Regions from separate parts of the Homo sapiens genome. Here region 1 is linked to region 2. Evidence: read pairs that join two places in POLR2A ChIA-PET (ENCODE). Cell type or tissue: CD4-positive, alpha-beta T cell. All regions are shown on one strand. Links, peaks and the distances in the headings refer to the core of each region. The heading gives the core; the rest is flanking DNA. Region 1 holds the start of ZNF595 (zinc finger protein 595). Region 2 overlaps ZNF721 (zinc finger protein 721).

Evidence for each region. Peaks named below come from ENCODE experiments on the same cell type or tissue, not always from the same donor. Only the 100,000 strongest peaks of a DNase experiment are listed, where the experiment ranks them.
Region 1: POLR2A ChIA-PET joins it to region 2 with 18 read pairs; 3 of 35 experiments call an interaction of 5 or more read pairs at or near these places.

Annotation. Positions count from the first base shown.
Region 1 is chr4:51,769-54,675 of GRCh38, forward strand. It overlaps ZNF595 (zinc finger protein 595), which reads left to right and starts at 1,553. Exons shown (of 4, transcript NM_182524.4): 1 at 1,553-1,723. The coding sequence starts at 1,721. RefSeq lists enhancers at 1,414-2,355, 2,356-2,907. In CD4-positive, alpha-beta T cell, for the core only: no CTCF peak of the experiment used is centred there; no DNase peak of the experiment used is centred there; H3K4me3 peaks cover 226 bases.
Region 2 is chr4:472,984-475,890 of GRCh38, forward strand. All of the region lies in intron 1 of ZNF721 (zinc finger protein 721), which reads right to left. It also overlaps the pseudogene ABCA11P and the pseudogene LOC100533735. Among named protein-coding and RNA genes, the nearest start is that of ZNF721, 25 kb to the right of the region's middle. RefSeq lists an enhancer at 916-1,155 and a silencer at 1,206-1,425. In CD4-positive, alpha-beta T cell, for the core only: no CTCF peak of the experiment used is centred there; DNase peaks (open chromatin) are centred at 718 and 1,238; H3K4me3 peaks cover 1,494 bases; H3K27ac peaks cover 1,054 bases.

The sequences.
Region 1 (2,907 bases), core at 240-2,739, 420 kb before region 2:
GGGCCTGGGGAGAGGAAAAACACGTGTGGGACCGCACCTGCACCACCTCTGTAGCTAGCAGGAAGAAATGTGGTTAAGAACTTCCTCTTATGCCAGGATGTTGCTCCAAAGGGACTGTCCCAACTTAGCACAGGCGCAATAAATCAACCCAAATGTCCTTAACTTGACCCAGCTCATTATAAGGTCATTAACATGACATTAGCATTGTGGTTTTGGCTCTCCTCGTGTAAGTTTCGCTTAGGCACTCATGGGTAATAACCAAAATGGAGTCACTGTGGCCAATCCCAGGCATGCGCAGATGCAACACCCTTAGTGAGGAACTTTACCCCTCCCATTTGGGCAGAACCCACAGAAGACATACTTGTTCTTGCCACATAAAAGACCCAGACCTCAGCCTCATTTCTGGCAACCTGCTTTCAGGTCCCCTCTTGCTTCTGAGAGCTTTCCTTTTGCTTAATAAATCCTACTCTGCCTTGCTCACTCTCTGGTATCCGTGTGCTTCATTCTTTTTGGTCGTGGCACAAGAGTCCCGACCTGGCTGAACCGAGGAGACCACCACACCTCCACCAAACAGCAACTGGGAAACCGTGGTCTTCACGTGGATACTCTCAGCTTGCAGCCCCTGCTCTCTCTAGGGGCACTGTCCCACCCACCCTTGAGCCTGAGGAGAAAAGTTGGTAGAGAGGCTGGTCCCTTACTTCCAGCAGAAAAGAGGTGTTCAGGCCCTCACTTCCCTAAGGGAAGAGAGCCCTCATGGCTGCGCTCAATGTGGCAGCCACCTGCCATATGTAGCTACTGGGTACCTGGAATGTGACTGGTTTGAAGTAAAATGTGCTGCAAACATAAAATACACAGTGAGTTTAGAAGAATTAGATCAGAAATACATAAAATACACAGTGAGTTTAGAAGAATTAGATCAGAAATATACTTTATTTCTAATTATATATCAATCACATATTAAAACAATATTTTGATACAATGAGTTAAAAATTATTACAAACAACTTCACTCTTTAAATATTATTTTTGACGTGGCTAATAAAAACGCAAAATTCACAAATTAATATTTTATTTTTTAAAGGATTGCTTCCCTCTTAAAATCTCAGGTGTCCTACTCAAAAGACTAGCGGCCAGAAGGGTTATGAAATCTAAAATATTAAAATAATTGTCATTATATCACTTCCGTTTGTGAAAAAGTGTGTGTGCATGCATGTGTGCATGCGTGTGTGTGCGCGCGTGTGTGTGCGCGCGTGTGTGCACGTCTGTGTGTAAGTGTATTTTACAAGTGGACATAACCTTACACACAACAAGGTTAAAAAAAACACCCCTGGGCTGCGTCAGGCCAAGCCGGGAGAGAAAGCCCCGCCTGAAAGGGCCTGGAGGCCCCAGCCTGTCACTCTTGCCACATCAGTGGAGTGTATGGTTGCAAATTCTGTTACTCAAGGCCCGAGGGCGGGGATTGGAGTAATATCCAATCAGAGTGTCGGAATGAGAACTGCCCAATCAGGCCCGCAGCCAGAGAGGAGGGGTTGGCTTCCGGGATCTGGCGCGGCGTTTTCCTCTGGCTCCTGCGAGGGCTTGGTTTAGGGCTTCAGCTCTCTGCGTTCTCGGCTCCGGGAGGCCTCGGTGATTCAGCCACAGCCTCTGCCTCCCGTTGCTCTGTGACCTGAGGGTATTGGACAATTTGTAGCTAAGACTCCCGGATACCCTGAAGTCGGGAAATGGTGAGTGTGCGGGGCAGGGCGTCCGGAGGCTGGGGAGGCCTCATCGGAACCGGCGGGAAATGGCGGCGGCGGGACCGAGTCTGCGAACGGAGTCCCCGCTGCCGCCTCTCAGCCCTCAGTCCCCTCCGGTGACGGACCGGGCTCCTGTCGGTCCCCGCACGGCGGCTCTGGCCCAGCCTGCGGCCCTCCTTGTGCAGTTCTGCGCCCGCAGCCCCGCACCTTCCCTGGGCCGCGGGGTGAGGAGGAGCTCATCTGGAAGACGCCGGCGCCCGCGTGCGAGGTGCCCGCCTGGGAGGAGCTGTGGTCCGGGGGTCCGGTCCCTACTTTACCCTGTTCGGAATGAGATCGAGGCCCCATCGAAACAAAGTTCATGTGAGCAAACGGGGTCTCATTAATGGGACAGCGTCGGCCGCGGCTCCTGGTTTGGGGACTGCCAGCGGGTCTTGAAGGAAAGGCTTTTGTGAGGTGTGTGAGCAAGCGAAGCAAATCACCCGCCCGCTCCAACTATTCCACCAGTCCCTTTGCCCTGTGCACCTCCTCCGCGTGGCTGTTCCTGAGTAACATCTTTTAGAATACGCTGGTGTCGGTGCGCACGGCGCTTCTCAGTTCTGTGAGTAGTTCTGCCACATTGCTGAACTTGAGGGTGTGGGCGCCCCTGGTTTGTAGACAGGCGTTCAGAAATGAAGACGGGTGTCCAGAGGCAGGGACTGGCGTCTGCAGCGGGAGCAGTTGTGGGAAGAGCGCTGAGCTTGTGGGGTCTGCGCTGACTCTGGGTGGTGTCGTTAGTGAGTTGCTGGACACCGCGTTGGGGTTGGAGCATTGACTGGTGTTGAGGAAACTCCGCACGTTTTCTGTCAGAAGAAAGACATGGCTGAGCCTGGGCTGGAGAAAGATGCCTGGTGTCTGCGGGAGGCGCGGCCGGGTTCTGCATATGTGCTGTCCCGCTGGGCACTGTCCTTTTCCTCCAGGTCTCCTTCCGGGGAGAGAGGGGACCCAGAACAAAGAGGAAAGGAGTTCTGAGAAACATCCCTTCCCTGCACCCTGCTGCCAGCCCCCACCCAATGCTAGTCCACTCCTGAGCACGCCCACCGGGCATTCGCATTGCCCCACTCTTCCCAGTACAGGATTCCACCTCAGGAATTGTGCCCATGGCAGCTTTGCGCCTAGCGTTTTCTGCCAAAAAC
Region 2 (2,907 bases), core at 209-2,708:
CATGAAAATATCTGGAAGTCCTCATGCTTGACCTTGGCCTTGCTATAATATGCGAGGAACTTAATTTAAAAAACAGAAATGTTTCCACCCAGAACAATAGACAGGATGTGAGGGGAGGGCACAGGTGATGATTTCACTTCACTACGGGAAGACTGGGCTGAGAGTCACTTAGCTAAGCACTGTCTCTCAAGCTTCAATGCGCATATCAATTATTTGATGTTAAAGGCCTCACTGTACCAAAATTTTGCAGGTTTGAAAAGAGTCCATGAGTTAGCGTCTTTTATCAAGTCTCCTGTTAACGGTGATGCTCCTCCACCTGGACCCATTATAGTACTACTCGGCTAGAGAAAGCAGACACAGCACACAGAGTCCCTTACCCCAACACAAACGCTTTTCATCCCAAGACAAGACCACCAATCATCATCCTGATGCCACTCGGGAGCAGCCACGCGGAGGAGGCGCACAGGGCAAGGGGACTGGTGGGAAAGTTGGGGCGGGCTGGTGATTCGCTTCACTTCCTCACACACCTCACAAAAGTCTTTTTTTTCAAGACCCGCTGGCAGCCCCCAAGCCACGAGCCACAGCCGGCGCTGCCCCATTAATGAGTCCCCGTTTGCTCACATGAACTCTATGTTTTGATGGGGCCTCGATCTCATTCCGTAAAGTAGGGACAGGACCCCTGGACCACAGCTCCTCCTACGCGGTACCTGCGCACGCCGCACCTGGCGTCTTCCCGATGAGCTTCTCCTCACCCCACAGCCCGGGGAAGGTGCAGGGTTGCGGCGCAGAGCTGCACAAGGAGGGCTGCAGGCTGGGCCAGAGCAGCCTTGCGGGGACCCCGACAGGAGCGCGGGTCCCTCACCGGAGGGGACTGAGGACCGAGGGCTAAGCGGCGGCAGCGGGGACTCCGTTCGCAGACTCAGTCCCGCCGCCGCCATTTGCCGCCGGTTCTGATGAGGCCTCCCCAGCCTTGGGACGCCCTGCCCCGCACACTCACCATTTCTCAGCTTCAAGGGTGTCGCGAAGTCTTAGCTACGAATCATCCAATACCCGCAGGTTACAGAGCGATGGAGGCTGAGGCTCTGGCAAAATCACCGAGGCCTCCCTGAGGTGTGGAAGCAGGGAAGTGAGGCCCTAACCGAGCTCAGGCTGAAGCAACAGGCCAAGGCCGCCGAAGATCCCGGATGCCGCCCCCTCCTCTCAGACTGCGCGCCTGATTGGGCAGTTCTCAGTCAAGCGCTCTGATTGGATATGGGTCCAGGCTTCACGCCCTCAGGCTTTGAATGACAGAAATTGTGACCATACAATGCACTGAATGAGGCAAGAGTGACAGACTAGTACCTCCAGGCACTTTCAGGCGGCGCTTAATCTCTGTGCTAGGCTTGGCTCTGCACAGGGTTCATTTTAACCTTCTGGTGTGTAACGTTACGTCAATTTATAAATTGTGCACGCGCGCGCGCACACACACAGACACACTTGTTCACAAATGGAAACAATATAGTGACAATTATTTTAATATTTTACATTTCATAACCTTTCTGGCCTGTGGTGTTTTGAGTAGGACACCTGAGATTTGAAGAGGAAAGCAAACCTCTAAAAAATAAAATGTTAGGCTGAGCACGGTTGCTCACGCCAGTAATCCCAAAGCTTTGGGAGGCCGAGGTGGGGGGATCACGGGGTGAGGAGTTCAAGACCAGCCTGGCCAAGATGGTGAAACCCCGTCTCTACTAAAAAATATAAAAATTAGCCAGGCATGGTGGTGGGCGCCTGTAATCCCAGCTACTCATGAAGCTGAGACAGGAGAATCGCTTGAACCTGGGGGGTGGAGGTTGCAGTGAGCTGAGATCGCGCCACTGCACTCCAGCCTGGGCGACAGAGTGAGACTCCGTCTCAAAAAATAAACAAATAAATGAATAAAATGTTGGCCGGGCGCAGTGGCTCACGCCTGTAATCCTAGCACTTTGGGAGGCCGGGGCGGGTGGATCACGAGGTCCGGAGATCGAGACCATCCTGGCTAACACGGTGAAACCCCGTCTCTATTCAAAATACAAAAATTAGCCGGGCGTGGTGGGGGGCGCCTGTAGTCCCAGCTACTCGGGAGGCTGAGGCAGGAGAATGGCGTGAACCCAGGAGACGGAGCTTCTTGTTAGTTGAGATGGCGTCACTGCTCTCCAGGCTGGGTGACAGAGCCAGACTCCGTCTCAAAAAAAAAAAGCTAGCTTTATCTAATATGAATTTTTTTAGCCTAATTATTTAGTTATTTTACTTTTGACTGCCTTAGTTCATCAGCAATTGTTAGTAATATTTTGGCCTTTATATTACAAGTCATAATACTCTTTGCAGACTTACTAATATTTTTTTTTACTGTAAACCATCACCCTCTACAGGGAAGTGTTTGCTATGCCCCTCCTAGATTTAAACCTCAAAGTCATAATCTGAGTATTGATCTCTCTCTCTAATACTCATTGTGTTCACAGTATCTCTTAATCAGCAAGCATCTCACTTTGGTCCTAATCTACTTTCTGTGGAACTATGCAACCTAATGCTCTATGGTCATTACTCATACTTCTGGCTAAAATCACCTTCATATGCACTAATTGTCAACAACCTTTTTTTAGCACTCTATAGGCAGCTCCACAACTACTAAAGTCTACCAATTCTTCCTATGCCTCAACCTGTTAGCTATGCATGAATTCCTCTTCATTCAGGGTAGGAATGTCCTACTTGGTCATAGTACAAGAATGGCCAACCTCTTAGTCCCAATATAGCTTCAACTACCACCGAGACCTCACTATACCAAAGCTTCCCCCTACTAACGTGCTATTTCTAACACAAGCTAAAGCAGCCTTTAAAGATTTTCTTAAGCCCACCCCCACCGTTTTAAGCCCCTTGTTCTCCCGTTACCCT